4 separate regions of the Homo sapiens genome follow, and regions 2, 3 and 4 are each linked to region 1. A link is a loop called in an ENCODE intact Hi-C map of the cell type or tissue named here. Cell type or tissue: Caco-2. All regions are shown on one strand. Each heading gives the region's core, and the rest is flanking DNA. Links, peaks and the distances in the headings are about the cores only. Region 1 has its middle 160 kb from the start of LINC00392. Region 2 overlaps PIBF1 (progesterone immunomodulatory binding factor 1). Region 3 has its middle 45 kb from the start of KLF5. Region 4 overlaps KLF5 (KLF transcription factor 5).

Evidence for each region. Peaks named below come from ENCODE experiments on the same cell type or tissue, not always from the same donor. Only the 100,000 strongest peaks of a DNase experiment are listed, where the experiment ranks them.
Region 2: a loop joins it to region 1, with 3 times the contacts of the local background. A loop is called at or near these places in 1 of 110 quality-filtered maps.
Region 3: it touches region 1 in a loop (2.5-fold over the local background); 1 of 110 quality-filtered maps calls a loop at or near these places.
Region 4: a loop joins it to region 1, with 4 times the contacts of the local background. A loop is called at or near these places in 1 of 110 quality-filtered maps.

What each region holds. Positions count from the first base shown.
Region 1 is chr13:73,397,449-73,403,059 of GRCh38, reverse strand. No RefSeq gene overlaps it. Among named protein-coding and RNA genes, the nearest start is that of LINC00392, 160 kb to the left of the region's middle. In Caco-2, for the core only: no CTCF peak of the experiment used is centred there; a DNase peak (open chromatin) is centred at 3,529.
Region 2 is chr13:72,984,195-72,989,939 of GRCh38, reverse strand. The region is part of intron 16 of PIBF1 (progesterone immunomodulatory binding factor 1); the gene reads right to left. Among named protein-coding and RNA genes, the nearest start is that of KLF5, 72 kb to the left of the region's middle. In Caco-2, for the core only: no CTCF peak of the experiment used is centred there; a DNase peak (open chromatin) is centred at 2,949.
Region 3 is chr13:73,101,483-73,107,227 of GRCh38, reverse strand. No RefSeq gene overlaps it. Among named protein-coding and RNA genes, the nearest start is that of KLF5, 45 kb to the right of the region's middle. In Caco-2, for the core only: no CTCF peak of the experiment used is centred there; no DNase peak of the experiment used is centred there.
Region 4 is chr13:73,063,606-73,069,350 of GRCh38, reverse strand. It overlaps KLF5 (KLF transcription factor 5), which reads right to left. Exons shown (of 4, transcript NM_001730.5): 3 at 5,468-5,527. Among named protein-coding and RNA genes, the nearest start is that of KLF5, 7.5 kb to the right of the region's middle. In Caco-2, for the core only: no CTCF peak of the experiment used is centred there; a DNase peak (open chromatin) is centred at 3,222.

The DNA.
Region 1 (5,611 bases), core at 1,612-5,611:
CGGAGGCTGAGGCAGGAGAATTGCTTGAACCTGGGAGGCGGAAGTTGCAGTGAGCTGAGATCACACCACTGCACTCTAGCCTGGGTGACAGAGCAAGACTCCATCTAAATATATATATATATATATATATATATATATATATATATGTGTGTGTGCGTGTGTGTGTGTGTGTGTGTGTGTGTGTGTGTGTGTGTGAAATATGTTCAACTCAGAAGTAATCAGGGTAATTCAAATTAAAACAAAGAAACCCCAAGGCGAGCTGCTATTTCATACATATCAAGGTGGCAGAAATTTAAAAGGCTGAGGAAAGAGGATGCTGGGCTGGGAGTCACAGGAGTAATCCTATGGGATGATAATGAGTGATTTAATCTCCCTGGGCCTTACCTATTTCATCTATAAAATGAATATAATACCTAAGGACCCTGCAAACCCTCATGTTGCCTTGACCTTCTCTCCCTACTCAATTAAATATGATTCTAACAGCAACAGATTTGGGAATATAAAATGAAGGAGGCACATTATCTGCCTCATCAAGCAAGGAGGGCCTGCTAGTATTGACAAACTCTGTTTTGATGCATTCATTTGTTCTTTTTTTCCACAAACTATTTATTTTGTATTTATTTTTATTTTATTTATTTATGTATGTATTTATTGAGACTGAGTCTTGCTCTGTTGCCAGGCTGGAGTGCAGTGGCATGATCTCAGCTCGCTGCAACCTCTGCCTCCCAGGTTCAAGCGATTCTCCTGCCTCAGTCTCCTGAGTAGCTGGGACTACAGGTGCGTGCCACCACGCCCAGCTAATTTTTGTATTTTTAGTAGAGACGGGTTTTCACCATGTTGGCCAGGATGGTCTCAATCTCTTGACCTTGTGATCCACCCGCCTTGTCCTCCCAAAGTGCTGGGATTACAGGCATAAGCCACTGCACCTGGCCACTATTTATTAACTGCCTATTACATACTGGACATTTGCCAAGTCACTGGCCTTACAGAACTTATGGGAGAGTGAAAAATAGAAACTCTTAAAAGAGACAATCAAATCCACAGGTAAGTGTTATGTGCAGGAGTGTAGAGGGGCAATAGGAGGCACTATAACCCAGAGTTGGGACGTTGAAGAAGGATTCCTAAAAATAGCCATGTCTAAAGGAGACTTAAAAGTTGAGTGGCATCATCCCGGTATAAGGGAGAGCAAATAGAACCAGGCAAAAGGCTACAAACAGCATGAGGGAAGATACAGAAGTTAAAGAGCATTTGAAAGAACTGAAAGTCAGTATCTGAAGGCTAGCATTCAAGAAGTGAAGAGTAAAGAGATAGGGTGGGAGAGGTATAAAAAGTATAAGATTATACAGGCTATGTAAAGAGGCTTAGATTTTATCTGAAGAGAAAGGGGGAGCTATTGATGGCTTTAAAGAGAAGGGCAGGTTTGGCTTATAGTCCAGAAAGGTCTATCTCCAAGGTCAAGAACAAGAAGCCCAAATAGTAACCCAGGCAGGAGGTGGTACAGAGCTATGCACTGCAAGTGCCAAAGGGGATGGAGTGAAATGGGCAGATCTAAGAAATTTTAGACACACAGAGTCAGTAGGACCTCGTTTGATTAGATGTATGAGGTCAGTAAAGAGAAATAATCAGAAGGGCTCTTGGGTTTATGGCTTAAACAAACATGGTAAATATGGTGCTATTCGTGGAGATGCAGGTCACAGGCCACAGAACAGAAGCAGTTGTGTACCCAATGACAGTGTTGGACAGGTTGAGTTTGAGGTATCTGGGGGACATCTGAGTGCAGATACCTAGCTATTAGTTGAATAAAGGACTCTAAAATCCTAAAGAACAGTGTTGCCTCAAGATTAAAGAATCATTACCATAGAGCCGGCAATTGAAACTCTACTAGTAAATAATGTTATCTGGCTGGCACTTCTAGAACAAGTGGAAAGAGCAAAGGAGACTAGGAAGAAGTTGTCAGAGGGGCGGGTTAAAAAAAAAGAAGAGTGCAGTTTTACACACACACACATATATATAGATAAAGTAAGCAACAGGGTCAACAGCTGCTGAGAGCCACAAGAATTTTCTATCTTTAAATATATTTATCTATTCTAAAAGGTAGGTCTTAGCAATAATGACTTTTCAAGGAAGTCCCATAATGGTTGCTGGACTTACCCTATCCCAGAATTGACTTTAAGAGATCAATTTATGTCTACACTGGGGCATTGGAGCAGCTTGTAGAGAATTTGACTCCATTCCTACAGTCCCCTAGGGGGATCTACCCTAGTAGAAAGTGTCACTTCTGACTTCACCATGCTTGTCAGTCACACCTGTATGGTTGTAATGCAAGAGGCAACCCCCAATTAACTTGCACTGCAGTGCCAAACAAGAGCTAACAGATGATGCCATAGCGAGGTAAGGAAAGTATTCTGTTAACATCTGTGAAAACTTCTGAGATGCAGAAGGCAATGGCACATTTAGAAATTTAGCCAAAATGATAGGGTCATCCACCTCCAATTTTAGAAGAAGAAGAAGAAAAAGAAGTCAACTGGAAAATGTGCTGAGACCTAATTCAGGATGTACCAAGAACTCCTGCCTCTAGAAGGGCACTTTCACCAAAGAGTATGCCAGCAGTGCTAGTTTTGAACTCCTCCAAAGAAAAGAGGGGCTAAGAAAATGTTCCTCTGCTTCCTCAACTCCTTCCAAACCACCACACGTTCTCAAACTAGTACCATTTATACTCTGCTAGTCCCATCAGCTGCTCACTAACCAAGCAGACTTATCAGTGTTTGAATAAAGGCTTTGACATTGCTACTTTAGTTTAAAAAAAAAATGAAATCTGATTTTCGTTGGTTGCCTTCCTACTACAGATTGCACAAATTACAAAGGTGGTCACAAATGATGTCTTCCAATAATTCTGCCTTAGTGAAGTCGATAGAATGGTGGCATCCACGGAGAAAGAAATACATGAGGGGGTGATGAAGAACCATGCTCCTCAGGAAAAGGAAATACAGTCCTTGATCTCTTGTAAATACTTCCAAAGGAATAAAAGCGGGAGCAGGGAGAAATGCGCCATGACAATGTATGTCAAAACATTGTCACTCAGAATGGATGGCATAAAAGGTTAAGAGGAAGAAAAGGGCAGGCGCTGTATACAGAAATTTTCAGTTGTGTTTTCAAATCACTCGGATTTGAGGTGCTGAAAGGCCTGGAGGCCAGGGATTTATGTATAAGCGAATCATTCAAAAACGTATAAATGGCTGCCAGAGCAAAGTACAATGTTCACTTTTGAAATGACAAAAAAAGCTTTGTTTTAAGTAGGCTGAATCGACTAAAGTCAAGTTTCAATGAAGCATGTTTTTGCTTTGGGTGTCATTATTTAGTTTGGCATCCATGCCAAAGAAACCTTTTTCTCACTGCAACTGTTGTTTTTCTTCTGCTCCTACAACCCTGAAAGTCTAGGCAAGATCCTGATGCTAAATATTTAAATGAGAACTGGCTCCCTGTTTACCTTTGATTCTGATAAAGGGAGTGGGGAGCATGGGGTCTTGATTGCTTGCCAGGACTTGTAAAGCTGATAGTTGTGTGCCTTGTCTCTTGAATAATCTGGAAAATCAAGTTTAGCTGGTTTGATCAAAGAGTTTGCAAGTCAGTTGAGAACTCTTGCATGCAATAACTATAGATACTGTATACATCGAACAGCCAAAGGCCAAAAAGTGAATAGCTTTGCCAGAGATAAAGGATTATGTATGTTATGCTTGTGAATACCAAAAGAAGGAATTCTCCATTTTAATATGGATTGCTAAGGTTTGTACCGCTTAGACATTCAGACAAACAAAATACTCTAAATCTTAGGGATTTAACTCATGATGAAAAAAATTTTTAATCCTGCTGCTATCAGCCCATATGAATCCAGTGTGGAGTGAGGGAATAAACGACACACTTCCTACTGACGGTTTATCAAGAGAGAGGAGAGTAGTTTTAAATAGTTTCGGGATGAGATTGCCTCATTTTTTTGGAATCACTTTTCATCCAAATCTTCTAGCTGGAACACCTGTAGAGACAAGAAGATTTTGATGGAGATTGATGTTGATACAGAAAGGACATGGCATGCACTGTTTTTCGGACATCTTCCTTTTGGGCAAGTAGGTCACGTGGGAAAAACTCAGTTTCTCTGCCAAGAAATGATACCCTGGATCAGGAAACTATATGTCTCAACCTGAGAAATGAGAAAAATTCAAACTGGAAAAGTTCAATCAGATCATCTGCATCTGGTCTTTCCTCTGAATTAACCATCTGACTGGGTCTCACAAGCTGATTTCATGCCCTGTGCTTTTATTTTGATTTAACTAACTCAAAATTCAACACCTTTCTTGGCAAAATTATGGACAATGAATTATGGACAACGAATTGCTCCTTCAGCCAAGTGTTTCGCTTCTTAAAAGATAATATTAAATAATTTCCTACGAGGAAAACCGTTGATGAGCCACTCAGTGCCCTAGTGTGGGTAAAGAATATTATGAATACCTGCAAAAAACAGGCACTTTGATTGTGATTTCTTAAAATGGACACTGTTTTAGTTACTACTGAGAATTCCCATGAAACTACTGTTGGGAAGAGTTTTACACACACATACACACACACGCGCGCACACACACACACACTTGGCACATTGATCTGGCATTAAACTAAATTACAGGTACAGCAGTGACACATGTAAACGAATATGCCAATACAAGTCACCGAATGTTATGTGCCATGCACAACAATAGGCAATGAATTATTGAGTTTTGTAGTAATTAAAGAACTACTTTGTTGCTAAGAATCAGTGTATTACTGGTTCTTATGAATCAGAATGAATGTAAAAACATACATTCTTATTAGCTGCATTTCCAAGAGTTAGAAAGATAAGAGGTGGATCACAGGTTTCAGGGAACTATTATTAAGTTCTCATAGTATTTTCTTAATCACATGCATTTTTTAAGAGAAAGCTCAGAGTCCATATCACATAAACAAGGTCTGATTGTGGGGTTTTGAATGGCTATTGCAGGGTTTTCTTCTTTCCACGTTGTTTTTCCCCCTCACTGCACCAAATTTCACTTCTCGGAATCAGGACCTGAACCAAAGTTAAACATCATAAAGAAATTTACCTAGTAAAGACGGACTTTTATTGACTGAAAAGCATTTTTACAGTGTAATCTGCACTTTTTTAAGTCCTTGTGGAAAATCCCCTATGATTGAGTGGTACTTAAAGACTTCAAAATACGCATTGCCCATGAAGCTTTCAAAAGTCAAAGAGAGGGGACAAAGGGGAAAAAACTGGTCTATCTGACCCACCAGTCTCTTGTCTCCACAACAAAAAGACTGCTTTTATGAGCCGCCCTGCTCATTGGCCTCACCACCCTGCCTGGCCTCTCGATCTTGGGGCAATGCCTGCTCTCTGGCCAGCAGCGAAACACTGCAGACCCAAACTGCCCCATCTCTGCTCCTAGAACTCCTTCCCAAATTCTCAGTCTCCCCACCATTTCTTCCCTGTGACACTGACTGGTTTTTTGTTCGTATCTTCTCCATCTTCTTAGTCCTCTTTAGTTTTTGCCCCTCACTTCAGGTTTTTCTCTTTCACATATTTTTTTAC
Region 2 (5,745 bases), core at 1,014-5,013, 410 kb after region 1:
GCCTGGTCGGGCATTTTTTAATAAAGCATTTTATGACGGAAATTTTCAATGACACAAAAATGGAGGGGATAGAATACTGAGTCCCCACTTTCCACTGCGCAACTTCAATTATCAACATTTTGTCAATATTTTCTTTCTCAAATAGCGTTCCTGAGATATAATTCACATACCACACAGTTCATCCATTTGAAGTGTATAATTCAATGGTTTTTAGTATATTCACAGACACATGCAACAATTACCAGTCAATTTTAAAATATTTCCATCATCTCAAAAGAAACAAAAAACAAAAACAAACCAAAACCTAAGAAACTCTGATTGCTTTAACTATACCCTCCTATCCTGCCATGCCCCCATCACTCTAATTCTAAGCTGTCACTAATCAATCTACTTTTTGTCCTTGTAGAATTCCCAGTTCTAGACAGTTCACATCAGTGGAATCATATACCGTCTGCTTTTTTTGTGACTGGCTTCTTTCACTTAGTATAATGTTTTTAAAGTTCATCCATGTTGTACCATCTATCAGTACTTCCTTCCTTTCATGGCAAAATCATATTCCACTGCATGGATATACCAAATTTTGTTTACTCATCAGCTGAAGGACATCTGGGTTATTTCCACTTTTTGGTTACTATGAATAATGTTGCACTCATAAACACTGACACATTTTGAAACAGTGAAAAGTTTTGTGTGTAAATTTTTGTGTGGATATGTTTCAATTTCTTTTGTTTATATACCTGGGCATAGAGCTGCTGGGTTGTATGTAACTCTATGTTTAACTGTTTGAGGAACTACCAGGATTGTTTTGTCAACACTGTTTTATCTATTTCCTTACCAGATTTTCCCCCTGATATATATTAACACATATTCCAGATCTCAGATAATTTCTTTTTCTTTTTTTTGAGATGGAGACTCACTCTGTCACCCAGGCTGGAGTGCAGTGGCATGATTTCCGCTCAGTGCAACCTTCCCCTCCTGGGTTCAAGTGATTCTCCTGCCTCAGCCTCCTGAGTACCTGGGATTACAAGGGTGTGCCACCACTTCTGGCTAATTTTTTGTATTTTTAGTAGAGACAGGGTTTCACCATGTTGGCCAGGTTGGTCTTGAACTCCTGACCTCAAGCAATCTGCCCGCCTCAGCCTCCCAAAGTGCTGGGATTATGGGTGTGAACCACTGTGCCCAGCCTCAGATAATTTCACTTGTAAATACTTCAGTGGGAATTTTTAACAGATAAAAATTTTTTAAAATAGCAAAATATCATTATCCTATTTAACATGATTAAAAATAGTTTAAAAGAAAATATAACTTTAATTCAAAGTCATCCATTCTACACTCTAAATGCTCAACAAGAATTTTAAACTACTATTAAAGCAAATATAATGTATTATTTTTAAAAAGTTACTTTGAATGCAATACCACTATACACTACATAAAGGACAAAACAGATTTTGTACTGCAAATTGTAGAATAGTATTAATATCTGCAACTGCAAACTGCTGTTATCTACAGCCCCTCGATCTCCCTATCTAGATACTTGCTTCCACTTGTAGGGTAACATCACCCTGGGATTGTCTCTTTGCCTCAAAAGAAGTATATACAAATTTTAGGTCTGGAGGGAGGAAGAGAGGGGACAGAAGTGAATGTTCACTGAGTATCTACAATGTACCAGGCTTTGTGCTGAGTATCTTACATAATAATTTAATTCACACTCAAATACCAAGAAGTAGATATTACTTTAATTTTGAAGAGAAGAAACTGAGGCTTCAAAGACTCAAGAAGGGCCAGGTGCGGTGGCTCATGCCTGTAATCTCAGCATTTTAGGAGGCAGAGGCGGGTGGATCACGAGGTCAAGAGATTGAGACCATCCTGGCCAGCATGGTGAAACCCCGTCTCTACTAAAAATACAAAAATTAGCCGGGCCTGGTGGCATGCGCCTGTAGTCCCAGTTACTTGGGAGGCTGAGGCAGGAGAATCACATAAACCCGGGGGGCGGAGGTTGCAGTGAGCCGAGATCACACCACTGCACTCCAGTCTGGCGACAGAGCGAGACTCTGCCTCAAAAAAAAAAAAAAAAAAAAAAATAAATAAATAAATAAATAAATTACAAAAAATAAAAAAAACTCAAGAAGGCCAGGCATGGTGGCTCATGCTTATAATCCCAGCACTTTGGGAGGCCAAGGCAGGTGGATTGCTTGAGTCCAGGAGTTTGAGACCAGCCTGGGCAACATAGCAAGACCCCTTCTCAAAAAAAAAAACAACAAAGGAAAATAAAAAAATTCTAAATAAAAATAAATAAATAAAAAGAAGGCTCAAGAAAATTAACCATGTTCATTTAGCTACTAAGAAGTGAAACAGCATTCAAATTAAGTAAGGCCTTTCTGGGGTCAAAGCTATCATTATACAATAATGCAGATGCCTTCCATCAATGTCTGTGATACACACAATTTCAGGTTTGGAAGAGATCTTCAAGTTATTTAGCCCAGTCTCTCTATACAATTAAGAAATCCCCTCTGACTATATGGCCACCTAGCCCAGGCTTTAAAAATGAAGACACATTAGGTATTAATCTAGGTTTTCCTTACTCAACTATAAAACCAAAACACTCCCGTTTCAAAAAGAAAAAAAAAAAAAAGTAGAACAACAAAACAGGATGTGTCTCCTCATAGCATCTAGCCTTTGGTTTAATTCTGGACTTTGGAGACATGTGTAACAAATCTCTTACTGCCTGTTTTACGTGCCTACTTTGAATTTCTTATCTTTCACTAAGTCTTATCTTCTCTAAACATCCCCAGTTTCATTCATCTCTCTTATGACTGAAAAGAATTCTTTCATCATCCTGTTTTCCTTACATTGAAAATTTTTGGGCCTAGAACAGAATAAAGAAAGAAGTACTGACTAGAGCAGAGCAGGTTTATCTACTTCTTATTCTAATACATTTAAGATGACAGAGGCCGGGCGCGGTGGCTCACGCCTGTAATCCCAGCACTTTGGGAGGCCGAGGCAGGTGGATCAGGAGGTCAGGAGATCGAGACCATCCTGGCTAACAAGGTGAAACCCTGTCTCTACTAAAAATACAAAAAAATTAGCCGGGCGCGGTGGCGGGCGCCTGTAGTCCCAGCTACTCGGGAGGCTGAGGCAGGAGAATGGCGTGAACCCGGGAAGCGGAGCTTGCAGTGAGCCGAGATTGCGCCACTGCAGTCCGCAGTCCGGCCTGGGCGACAGAGCGAGACTCTGTCTCAAAAAAAAAAAAAAAAAAAAAAAAAGATGACAGAAACATTTTTGGAGCTATACCCTATCTATGACTGAAGGCTTAGTGAGAGCTCATGCTTTTATACGAATGATAGCAAATGAGAGACAATTGGGCTGTTACAGCCTCCGGGACATAACTAATCACCTGAAACATTCTTTCACAATCATGGATATGATCTTAGGGTAATTCTCAACAGTGATCCAGATAAGAAGCTATTATTAACACACTGAAGTAGGTTCCTGAATTAAAATCTACTGCTATTGTTGACTTAAAACAGGAGTGTGGGAACCTTAATTCTATTCTGATTGGTTTGCTCAGACCCTTTTGTGCATCTCATTACTGATTACCCTGGACTTCTCACTACTTTCCCCACTCTGCTTTCTGACATTCATGTTTTCTTGATGCCTGGCTTTGTGACCAAGTGCAATTGCTTTCCCTTCTATTAACAGTAGTCATCTGGCTGCTGTCTAGTTTCTGGTCTTAACTTTTTCATCAAAATTTTTTTTTCCTTCTTTTTTGTTTTGTTTTTGAGATAGGGTCTCACTCTTGCCCAGGCTGGAGTGCAGTGGTGCAAGCACAGCTCACTACAGCCTTGAAGTCCCGGGGTCAAGTGGTCCTCCCACCTCAGCCTCCCATGAAGCTGGGACTATAGGCACGAGCCACCACATCTAGCTAATTATTTATTTTAAAAAATTTTTTTTTCTAGAGATGGAGTCTCATTATGTTGACCAGGCTAGTACACAACTCCTGGGCTCCAAGCAATCCTTCTGCCTCAGCCTCCCAAAGTCCTGGGATTATAGGTGTGACCCACTGTGCTGGACCCTGGCCTTTACTATTTCAGTAGTGTTTGATGGGTTTTGTTGCATATTCTTGTTGATTTTCAGCATCAACTTCAGACTTTAAACCCTATCCTCCACTTAGAGCACTGGTTTTCAGAGTATGACTCACTCCAGTGCCTGTACCTTCTCCATGTTGTATTCCAGCCTTCTCTTAGTGTCAGCTCCTTGATACGGGATCAGTGACTTAAGTTTACAACAAGATATTGCCAATATGGTGTCTAACAGAATTATGACTATAATTATCTCATATAATTGTTAATATTGTCTCCTGGCCACCAAATATTTTCTTTTTCTTTTTCTGTTTTTTGAGACGGAGTCTCACCCTGTTGCCCACGCTGGAGTGCAGTAGTGTGATCTTGGCTCACTGCACTGCAAGCTCTGCCTCCCGGGTTCAGCCATTCTCCTGCCTCAGCCTCCCAAGTAGCTGGGACTACAAGGCACCCGCCACCGCCCTGGCTTTTTTTTTTTTTTTTTTTTTTGTATTTTTAGTAGAGACAGGGTTTCACCGTGTTAGCCAGGATGGTCTTGATCTCCTGACCTCGTGATCCCCCTGCTTCGGCCTCCCGAAGTGTTGGGATTACAGGCGTGAGCCACTGCGCCCGGCCTGGCCACCAAATATTTTCAGAGATTATACAGTTTCAGAGATTTTACAGTTTTGTAGTTTTTTTTTGTGTGTGTGTCTCCTTATGTCTCAGAATTGTTTGGTTTGTTATAAGCTGCTACTATTCTAAGATAGTCATATAAGCACAGGGTTAGAAATGATAGCAAGAGAAGTCATTTACTTGCTCCTTACTGACAAAAAAAGGTCAGAGAAATGTACTTTTAATTTAACCGAAAACATATCACAAGCTTCTAAAATGCAGTGGGAAAATACACATTTCATTCTTAAAAAAAGAAACCTAAAAATTGCTAGGTCTATATGTTACATAATAGATGTGAAAATGTGATATAAAAAATTAAAAGGGTATATATGCACAGATAAAATATTTTTATGATGAGATATTAATATATTGGGTCACACAAGACTGAACTGACTTGTAGGATACAACAAAGATATTTATAATTTAAAAGAAGATAATGAAAAGATTAAAGAAGAAATCAAAATACTTACAAAAACCAAAACAATTTTGACATAGTTCTATTAGGTTCTATACAAGCCTATATAAACACAGTGGTCCAGAGAGTACAATCTAAAGGAAATTCAAATGTCTTTTACACAACTCAAAACTGAGGAGAATTAACATTTTACAGAATGAACAACTGTGATTCAGTTGTTGCCTCTGTGAAATGGGTGTAAGAATGAGCTGTTGTGAGGCTTAAATAAAATAAATGAATATAAAAAACTACAAGATAATATATCAATATTAAACACACTTATTATTTACTGAAAAGTATGTATTTTGGGTAAAAAGCCTAATTCCCTCTTGAATCCTAGAAAACATAAGCAAAAGGCCAATTCTCAGCAGAGAAGACTAATTTAAAACTTTTCCTTTCTCTGATTCCTCATTCCCAGATACACTTACTTGAAAGTAATTTGTAACTGGTTCCTAAGTAGGGTAGTATAACATAATTCATCTGAAAGCATTTTAGAGTTTGATAGAAAAAGATTATAAAAATTCAAGATATATTCTCACTGTTAATACAATAGCTTTAGCT
Region 3 (5,745 bases), core at 631-4,630, 290 kb after region 1:
TCATGTAATAAAACAGTAGACGTGGGAAAAACAACATCTTGAAGGAAAGATGTGTGGGTAGAACAGTTTAATAAATACAATGCTTTAATCAAAACTTTCCAAAAGGAACTGGTGACTCTTTAAGGAATCTGATATTTAATCATTGCTGTTCTAATGGTTTAAAACAAAGAGGTATAATCCACCGAGTTTTAAACAGAAACTAGTCTAACAAGTTCTATACTTTATTTTTGAACTCTATTTCCTTATTTTCCCGTGTTCTCAAGAACATTTTTAAAGTTTATCCATGTGATGCAAATGTCACGTGGAAGATATAAATACTACTCTTCAGATATTTTGCATTCTTCCTGATTCAAAGTCATAGTTAATATTAATGCAATTCAAAAAATTGACAAAAAACTGTGTCTCCAAGGAAACTAGTGGAGGAGGGGGAGAGAGATATGAATCTGTGATTTGATTAATAATTAGACACTCAGCCATTTTGTCACTCTCCATATCATCCACGAATATGCCATCATGTCCATGGCAGAGCCAGCAAATCTCCAAATAACCAGAAACCTCTAGCAGGTGACTCTAAGCGAGTTGTATTTTTTTTTTTTTTTTTTTTTTTTTGAGAGAGTCTAACTCTGTTAACCAGGCCGAAGTGCAGTGGCCAGATCTTGGCTCCCCGCAACATACGCCTCCCGAGTTCAAGCGATTCTCCTGCCTCAACCACCCAGGTAGATGGGATTACAGGCGCCTGCCACTACACCTGGCTAATTTTTGTATTCTTAGTAGAGACTTTTTATAGAGAATTTGTAGTGACTTTTTATATAGAATTGCTTGGATTACTGTATCATCTTGTAAAAATTCTATGAAGCAAATACCAAGAAATAGAATTCTATGTAGGGCAATTCTGAAATTAAAAAATTACCAAAAGGGTATGGGAATTGATTAAATTAAAACAGGGGCCGGGCACGATGGCTCAAGCCTGTAAACCTAACCCTTTGGGAGTCCAAGATGGGTGGATCACCTGACGTCAGGAGTTTGAAACCAGCCTGGCCAACATGGTGAGCCCATCTCTATAAAAATATAAAAATTAGCCGGGCATGGTAGCGGGCACCTGTAATCCCAGCTACTCGGGAGGCCAAAGCAAGAGAATCGCTTGAACCTGGCAGGCAGAGGCTGCAGTGAGCTGAGATCGCACCACTGCACCCCAGCCTGGGCTACAAGAGTGAAACTCCTTCTCAAAAAAAAAAAAAAAGAAAAGGGAAATTAAGGTCCTGCAGGGTGCAGTGGCTCACACTGTAATCCCAGTGCTTTGGGGAGCAGAAACGAGAGGATCCCTTGAGCCCAGGAGTTCGAGACCAGCCTGGGCAACTTAGCAAGACCCTATCTAGGCTGGACGTGATGGCTCACACCTGTAATCCCAGCACTTTGGAAGGCCAAAGTGGGTGGATGACCTGATGTCAGAAGTTCAAGACCAGCCTGGCCAACATGGTGAAACACCACCTCTACTAAAAAAGTACAAAAAATGGCCAGGTGCAGTGGCTTGTGCCTGTAATCCCAACACTTTGGGAGGCCAAAGACAGCAGATCACCTGAGGTCAGGAGTTCAAGACAAGCCTGAACAACATGGAGAAACCCCATCTCTACTAAAAATACAAAAATTAGCTCAGTGTGGTGCCGCATGCCTATAATCCCAGCCACTCGGGAGGCTGAGACAGGAGAATCACCTGAACCCGCAAGGCAGAGGTTGCGGTGAACTGAGATCATGCCATTGCACTCCAGTCTGGGCAACAAGAGTGAAACTCTGTCTTAAAAAAAAAAAAAAAATTAGCCGGGCATGGTGGTGCATGCCTGTAATCCCAGCTATTTAGGAGGCTGAGGCAGGAGAACCGCTTGAACCTGGGAGGCAGAGGTTGCAATGAGCCAGGATCGCACCACTGCACTCCAGCCTGGGCAACAGAGTGAGAATCTATCTCAAAAAAAAAAAAAAAAAAAAAAAAGGCCTTATCGCTACAAAAAAAAAAATTAAAAATTAGTCAGTCATGGTGGCACATGCCTATACTATATTCCCAGCTGCTCAAAAGGCTGACATGAAAGGATCGCTTGAGCCCAGGAATTTGAGGTTACAGTGAGCTACAATCGAACCACTGCACTCCAGCCTAGGCAACAGAGCAAGATCCTGTCTCTAAAAAACTAATAATAATAATAGTAATGATAATAACAAATTGAGGTGCTGTGAAAAGTCCTGACATATCATCAGACACCTTTTGGAAGTTGAGGCATTATTCAACAGAATTTTCTTTTCTTTTCTTTTTTTCTTTTGAGATGGAGTTTCACTCTTGTTGCCCAGGCTGGAGTGCAATAGCACAATCTCCACTCACTGCAACCTCTGCCTCCCGGGTTCAAGCGATTCTCCTGCCTCAGCCTCCCAACTAGTTGGGATTACAGGCATGGACCACTATGCCCGGCTAATTCTGTATTTTTAGTAGAGACTGGAGTTTCACCATATTGGTCAGGCTGGTCTTGAACTCCTGACCTAAGGTGATCCCCCCCGGGGCCTCAGCCTCCAAAAGTGCTGGGATTACAGGCGTGAGCCACTGCACCCGGCTTCAACAGAATTTTCTAGGAACATTATTCAGTTTCCAATCAAGAAGAAATTTTCAGTCATTTCTTTTGACTAACCCATCATGTCCATATTTAGACCTTTCTCTAGTGCTTATCACTAAAGTACCTATGTCCTCAGGAAGAGATATTATAATGAAAATCACAGCCAGTTGTTAAGAAGCCCTGCTGGGCCTATGCACCAATGACCAGATTAAGGATGAGGACCTATGAACTTTAATCCTGTCACTCACCTATTGGATAGCCATCGGCAATTTACCTTACCCTATTGTGCTCATGTTTCCATTTAAAAAAAAAAAGAAGAAGGAGGAGGAGGAGAAGAAGAAGAAGCCAAGCGCAGTGGCTCAAGCCAGCACTTTGGGAGGCTGAGGCTGGCAGATTACCTGAGGTCAGGAGTTCAAAACCAGTCTGGCCAACACGGTGAAACCCCGTCTCTACTAAAAATACCAAAATTAGCCGGGCTTGGTGGCTCACTCCTGTAATCTCAGTACTTTGGTAGGCCGAGGCAGGCGGATTACGAGGTCAAGAGATCGAGACCATCCATCCTGGCCAACATGGTGAAATCCCATCTCTACTGAAAATACAAAAATTAGCTGGATGTGGTGGCACGTGCCTGTAATCCCAGCTAATTTGGAGGCTAAGGTAGGAGAATCGCTTGCACCCAGGAGGCGGAGGTTGCAGTGAGCCGAGATCGTGCCACTGCACTCCAGCGTGTCAACACAGAGAGACTCTGTCCCAAAAAAAAAAAAAAAAAAAAAAAAAAAAGAATCAAAACAGTACTTTTACCAGTGAAAAAAATGTTAGGCATTTGTGGGGCTAACTTAGTTCAAGTGCCTGAAAGCCTTTACAAAATGGACGTTTTATGCAAAAACAAAACAGAAAGAAGAAGGAAAGTCAGATTAGTGCCAACAGATACTTCATCACCTTCAGCTGCTTGATAATATTCTTTATAGGATACCTTCTCCAGTCAACAATAGAAAAGCAATACCTCCAAAATACATTTAAATCTATAAAAAGGAACTGATAGAATCTACTGCTTCAAGCAAAATCAAATATAAAGAACTGACAACATTCCACTTCGAAAATAAAATTTTTGTTACTATGGGCTTATCTGTGCTAATTCCCACTCTTTGCTGATAAAAAGGTAACCCATCAGGATTTAAACATTTCTTCAAACCAAGCAACCTGTTGAACAACTTCTTAATGTGCCTATCAATCATCTGGTGATAAGAAGAGTTTGCATTTATATTAGCTAGTTGCTAAAATAAATATGAGTTACTATAACTAATTCAATCAACAATGGGACTTCAGAGGTCAGCAGAGAAATAATCAAACAATAAGTATGAATAGGTTGTAATTTTTCTGATTAACAAATGTTCTCCTTGTCATAGGATGTTAAGAGCTGCTTAAAGCGCTCGGGTAAATTTAGAATGTATGTATTTACCTTGGAGGGGTCTGTGTGCACACTCCCAATTAGAAACCCATGAGCCTGTAAGTTTTGCAGACACCAGGTTTTGCTTTCGGAAAACGTGTCTCTATATGGTATTTATTTTTAACAGGCTCCAGTGCCACAATTGATAGAAACCAACAAAGATCAGATAAAATCCCAGCCCCACTTTTTAAAGACATTCATACTAGACTATTCCAAAAGTATTTTAGAAACCAGTTGATGTGTTAAAATTTGATAATTCTTTCTTCTTTTCCCAATTAGAATTACATTCTTTACCATGGAGGGGAAGAAAGATACTTGGATCCTGAGTCAGGATTTGTCCCCCTCCAAACAACCAATGTCAGTTGGAGAGCTGAAGGGTAAGGTCAAAAAGTTGATCATATCTTATTGTCATCACACGTTTACAATCTGACCAAAATGTAAGATCTAGGTTTCTACTGCTCTTGATTCCTCATATCTACTACTGTCCCGTTTTAAACCCAGAGAAGTACAGCAGCAGTAGCAAATAACGTTCAGATGCAAAATAGAGCAGTAAGGGTAAACGTTTGGGGGTTAGGCAGTGGAATTAACAAAAGCAAAAAATAAAGGAAACAAACAAATGGGAACTAAAGGTATCAGTGATTAATCAAATAAGAATAATTTCGGCCGGGCACGGTGGCTCACGCCTGTAATCCCAGCACTTTGGGAGGCAGAGGTGGGCGGATCACGAGGTCAGGAGATCGAGACCATCCTGGCTAACACGGTGAAACCTCGTCTCTACTAAAAATACAAAAAATTAGCCGGGCATGGTGGCAGGCGCCTGTAGTCCAAGCTACTTGGGAGGCTGAGGCAGGAGAATGGCGTGAACCCAGGAGGCGGAGCTTGCAGTAAGCCGAGATCGCACCACTGCACTCCAGCCTGGGCGACAGAGCGAGACTCCGTCTCAAAAAAATAAATAAATAAATAAATAAATAAAATAATAATAATTTCTGCCTTTAGTTTAGACACATAACTTCATTGCGATCCCAAATTCTAATGTTTTTAAACAGCTGGTTGGTTTAGCCTTCTCTTGGCCATAATAATTTACCATGGAGTTTTAGGGCTAACTAAAAGAATGAATGGAATGAATGAATTGGATGAATGACAGTGGTTGACTTCATATACTGATGCTTGAGGCATCATTGTAGATTCCTGCAGAGAAATTCAGGTGGACAAAAACCCCCTCCTTTTAGGAACATGGGCTCATTTCAAGCATTTAAGAGTGATTGGGATTAAGGTCTCAGAAATACAGAAAACTGAAAAATGTGCCACGTGACATGTATAAAGGAAGCAACTGACACAAAATGACTGTTAAATGCCTAGCTATGAAAGCATAAATGTCATTAGACAGTCAGCTTCTTCTCTGGAAACTAGATTTTAATAGGTTTTTGATTGACACCTTTCTTCTTGTTTCTTTATTACTCACACCTTGGAGGGATTTGCTTTCAAAAGGATTTGCTTAAATTTCCCCCTCAAAATCCAATTTGCAAATACACCTGCAATTGCATTTTCAATATGTACAGTCACACAGGTGCTATCTTTTGCATGCGAAAGAGTCCAAGCTAATAAGTCTGCCCAGGGCAACCCAGCCAACCCAGCCACACATCAGAGTCCAGGGGACTGATTCCTGCAGCAGGGAAAGGAGTGGAAGAATTGAGGCCATTAGTTAGC
Region 4 (5,745 bases), core at 1,159-5,158, 330 kb after region 1:
CAATAAAACAGGTTACACATTTAACCACTATTATTTCTCGATTCACATTGTAAGATCTCCATCCATTAAGGCCCAGAGTGAAAACCTTTGTATACAGTTTTCCTAAAAAGCCTTTTACCCTTTTCCCACAGTTCCACAAAAAGAAGAGTAACTTATGTTCAGAACACTGAATGTTGCTTTTAGTAAGTACCTGCAATGAAAATATCTTTATTGTCAATATTATCGATTTTTTATTTTTTATTATTATTATTTTTTCAGATGGAGTCTTGCTCTGTTGTCCGGGCTGGAGTGTGGTGGCATGATCTTGGCTCACCACAACCTCTGCCTCCCAGGTTCAAGCAATTCTCCTGCATCAGGCTCCCAAGTAGCTGGGACTATAGGCATGTGCCACCATGCCCAGCTAATTTTTGTATTTTTAGTAGAGACAGGGTTTCACTATGTTGGCCAGGCTGGTCTCGAACCCCTGAACTCAGGTGATCCACCTGCCTCCGCCTCCCAAAGAGCTGGGATTACAGGCGTGAGCCGCCACCGCGCCCAGCCAAATATTATCGAGATTTTAAAACCAAAAGCTATGTTTAATATATTCCATGAAAAATGACTTTGGAGCAAAGACCTAGAAAGGAATTTTTTTTTTTTTTTTTTTTTTTGAGATGGAGTCTCACTCTGTTGCCCAGGCTGGAGTGCAGTGGCACGATCTCAGCTCACTGCAACCTCCGCCTCGTGGGTTCAAACGAGTCTCTTGCCTCAGCCTCCTGAGTAACTGGGACTACAGGCATGTGCCACCACGCCTGACTAATTTTTGTATTTTTAGTGGAGATGGGGTTTTGCCTTGTTGGCCAGGCTGGTCTCGAACCCCTAAACTCAGGTGATCCACCTGCTTCGGCCTCCCAAGTGCCAGAATTACAGGTGTGGGCCACTGTGCCAGGCCCTAGAAAAGAAATTCATATCTAAGGATCTTTTAGTACCCAAACTGAAAGTCAATATATTCAGCAGCAAATCTCAAGTACAGATTATACGAAGTATAACTAATAACATCTTACTACACATGTCAGTAGGCAATAAAGTCTTCTGCAAAAGACAGTAAGGCAGAAAATGGGAATGTAACCCCTTTACAAACTAGGCTTCCACTAAAAATCTTTCCAGGACTTAATGTGGAAATCTTTCCTAAACAGGGAATCTTGAACACAGTGCTTTAAGAGTCCATTTTGTGAGTCTGGCGTGGTGGCTCACGCCTGTAATCCCAGCACTTTGGGAGGCTGGGGCGGGTGGATCATCTGAGGTCAGGAGTTCGAGACCAGCCTGGCCAACATGGTGAAACCCCGTCTCCACTAAAAATACAAAAATTAGCCGGGCGTGGTGGCAGGCGCCTGTAATCCCAGCTACTTGAGAGGCTGAGGCAGGAGAATCGCTTGAACCTGGGAGGTGGAGGTTGCAGTGAGCCGAGATCGCACCATTGCACTCCAGCCTGGGGACGAAAGCGAGACTTCATCTCAAAAAAAAAAAAAAAAGAAGAGTGAATTTTGTGTTCCTATGTTATTTGTACAATGTTTCCATTTTCTCCTACGGGCGTGTTTCAAATTGTCCTTTTCCATTGTCAATCTCCAGTAAGCCACTCTGGGATCACTTAGTACACACAGAGTCCAATGCATGGAGTCTGGGTCTGAGGAATACTTGAGCCAAGTGTGTGTTGTTCAAAGACTTTCTTTGTACAAATGCTAATTTCTTGCCCTGTTCCAGATAGCTGAAACGGGGGAAAAAAAAGAAAGAAAAAATCTAGAAACGTTACCGTACCCTGATTTCCCAACAGCTTTTCCATATTCTCTAAGGTTAAGTGTATATCCACGCACATGAAGGGAACCGCTAGGACTTCAAACATCTGTGTTGAGTTCATGGTTTACTTTTTCAGAACTTTTTCTCTGGTAAGAACTTTTTAAATTTCTACAAATTTTTGTTTGAAGATACAGTCAATATATTTTCCTACTGATTTCAACTTGCCTCAAACCTTTGCAAACTTAGACATTATTTTAAATGTTCATTATATTAAAGAAAAAAGTAAGGTATGTGAGCATATAATACTGGTTGCAATAGACAGTTTATCAGTCATGTTGATTTATAAAGACAAAACAGTATACTTGGGAGCAACTTTAGAGTAATAGCAATGTGTTCCGCCCCTTGTAGACATCATGAGGCATACAAATTTCAGTACAATGTTCATTTAAATGCTGTTAAAAGTACAAATATTTTGAATTGGAAATACACCACTCATTGACATTGTTACCTAGAAGCAGCCATAATTATTTCTCACCAAAGGCATGATAAATGTATACACACACATACTACAAATAATACATGCGAACATCCACATCTATAAGGGGTGCTTCTACAGGCCTTATGCTATACTATGTATGTACAGATATAAATAAAATATAATTATTCCCTAGAATAGAAGCAAATGTTTCCAGTATTGTCTAATCACACAAAGAAGACAGAACTTTGTATTATTTATATGCGATTTCCTGATAAAGAAATCAAAGTATATGAACTTAGAAGACTTGAATGCTATACTTCTGGTTTAAGAAACTGATATATCATCTACTCTGTCATCTCAGATTACTTAAAAAGTTCTATTTTGTTAAGACTATTATTTGCTTAGGTTCAATTTGCAACCCAAGTTAAAGAAGCACTTCCAATCTAAAAATCCAGAAGAAGTAATTAAACTCAGATGTAGGCTGTTTTCATTGCCTAAATTATTTTTAAAACATAAGGTAACTTGACATTTTAAAGCAATTACAATTATTTTCCAAAGAAATGCTAGGGTGCTTCACATTCTGCCTGTAAAACGACAATCATTTAAAGAGTATTTTATGTCATCAACTGTTGTGTGGTTTTTAAAGTCCTCTGATCAACGGTCCGAGAGGGAGGAGGAGGACAGAAAGAAAACCAAAAAAAGCTATTACATAAGAGAAGTAATTTAGAAAAACTGTCCTAACTGTTCTACCTGGGCCTTAAAGGGAAAGAAAAAAAAAAAACACCTTTGCTGGCTTCAGATACATTCATTTAAAAACAACAGGCGGGCAGGGTGGGGAGGATGCAATGAGAGAACAGGTAATTTTAAAAGGCATTGTCTAGAAATGAGAAATGAGGAGAAAACAACCTCAATGCTCTATGATTACCCAAGAACAGGTTTAGCCAGATGAACAAGTCTGCTACAAACCCTCCCCAAGGCATTTGAAAGACTATCAAACAAAACTTTATTAAACTGGATTACATGTTCTCATTCATTAGATGTTGAAGGCCACAATGTTTATGGTCAGGTGAAAAAGCTGATGCAAGGGACCCAAACCAGGTCTCGGTCTTCTTTTCAGTCTGTTTTTATTAGTACAAGCATTGTTAAGACAACCCACGATTAAATGTATTTGCCGGCAGGTCAAGTTCCTGAATCGCAGGTATAAGCATTCAGGGCACTAAACCCTGACGGGGTGAAAGGCTATTCAGATATGGGTTTGACTACATCCCTGCAATAAGTAGTTGATTACATCGTTATATGCAATTGTGCTCTTTTATTAGGAGACTTTAAACCCAGGAAAATGTGTTCCCTCCTATCTCTCAAGGACTTCCAAAAGTGAAAAAAACAATAGTTCAAATGTCTTTATATTTCCATTTATATTCTGTAAAAGGACATTTTGGTATTTCTACATGGAATATTTTCCTGGCACTTGTCATTTGTATTTTGAAAACTTTAAGTTGGAGTTTTTATAACATGCTTAATTCATTTGTGTTTAACTATAAAAATTTCTACCTTGGGCTGCCTATGAAGGATCCTTCCTCTTATGTAATCAGTTTGTCTCCATGCAAAAACCTCAGGCCAAAACAGCCCGCTCATTTCATAGATAAATACATAAGATGCCTTCTCCTTAAAAGCAGTTTCTCAAAAAGCCCTGGAATCTACAACATTGTCATCGGATTTTAGTAAGTAGTGTTTATCACTGGGATATCAAGCAATGCTTCCTAACATGCATACAAAATGTCTGCAACCATATTCCTCTTAGGGCTCTACCTCAGCACTGACCTTTGTTCAAAGGCTTTTACTTTTTAATGCAGCAGTTAGAGATAACTACTTCATTTATCAAAACTCAATTTCCATAGTAACATCTAGCCTCGGGAGATTCAAGTCCTCACACTAATCCAACAACCCATTCAAAGGAACTGTTGAATACTTTGGTTTCCATAGCAATGATGGAATAATACATTTTGCTAGGTCATTGCTTTTATTAGCAAACTTATTCTCTGAACTTTAGGTAAGGCTGTATTTATTGAGGGAAAAAAACACAATCACTTTATATAAGTTCTTTTCTTTAGGGCTGCTCTTTTAAGAAAATCGCAAATAGTAACCATCTATATATTTGACAATATTTGGAGTATTTGGGGGGCCTTTAAAGTATGCCACCTGGTTTCATCTTAAAATGGCTTCTGATATAATTTTAAAGTTTAAAAGCTCTTAAAAGTGCTGGTCGGGCGCGGTGGCTCACGCCTGTAATCCCAGCACTTTGGGAGGCCGAGGCAGGTGGATAAAGATGTCAGGAGTTGGAGACCAGCCTGGCCAACATGGTGAAACCCCATCTCTACTAGAGATACAAAAATCAACTGGGCATGGTGGTGGGGGCCTGTAATCCCAGCTACTCGGGAGGCTGAAGCAGGAGAATCGCTTGAACCTGGGAGGCAGAGGTTGCAGTGAACTGAGATCACACCACTGCACTACAGCCTGGCAACAGAGCAAGACTCCATCTCAAAAAAAGTGACTGCTATAGATTGAACAAAGCAAATACAAAAGTAGAGGAGCTAAACTTAAAAGCATATGTAAACAAGAATGAATGTAAGCTAGAATAAAGATCAAGTCTCTCACACATACCAAGTTTAGGCTGGGGCTTGTAACCCATTTCTGACCACCTGATTTTAACACTGCAATTTCAGCACTACCTTTCATCAAGCACAGAAAACATACTAAACACAGATATTTTAACCTAGAGGTGAAACTAACGTTTTCACCAATTATGCAGTACACTCCAAATGGGAAAGTTTTTAAGAGTTTAAAATGGCTTTCTCAGAGCAAAATTATTTGCTATGGAAGAAAATGAGTTTTGTTTTGTTTTTTTTCCTTCAAAACACTGCCAGTATAAGTTTTAAAATCCATTAGTAAACATCGCTGTTTACATTTTTGGGTAATCAACTCTGAGCGGTGACAGGGCAAGAAGGCCTTAGTGAGGGAACATCACCGGCCTTCCTGGAACCAGATTTCTCATGGAACTGAATTCTGAACCAAGCCTGTGCTGAAAAGGTAGGCTATTTAAAAAAAAAAAAAAAAACAAAGTTGACAGGAGAAGAGATCAAACACGTGTTAGCTTTTAAAAGGATGAATACCACTTACACTATTTACACAACTCACAGAATTAACAAGAAAATTACATACCAGTGTGAGTCCTCAGGTGAGCTTTTAAATGAGAAGACTTGGTATAAACTTTTGTGCAACCTAAAATAAAGGAGAACAGCATGTCATTTTGGAGATCCTTTTGAAATCTTTACATTTGATGATTCAGTGTTTAAAATCTGGCTTTAAAGAAGAAATCTCTCATGCTAGATGAGATTATTTGAAGCTTCAGTTTTAAAAGTTTTAAAGAGCCCTCCCCCATTACCTTATTAAAGGCATGAAGTGATTTGTTTTATGTATCACTTTAACAGGAAAGAATA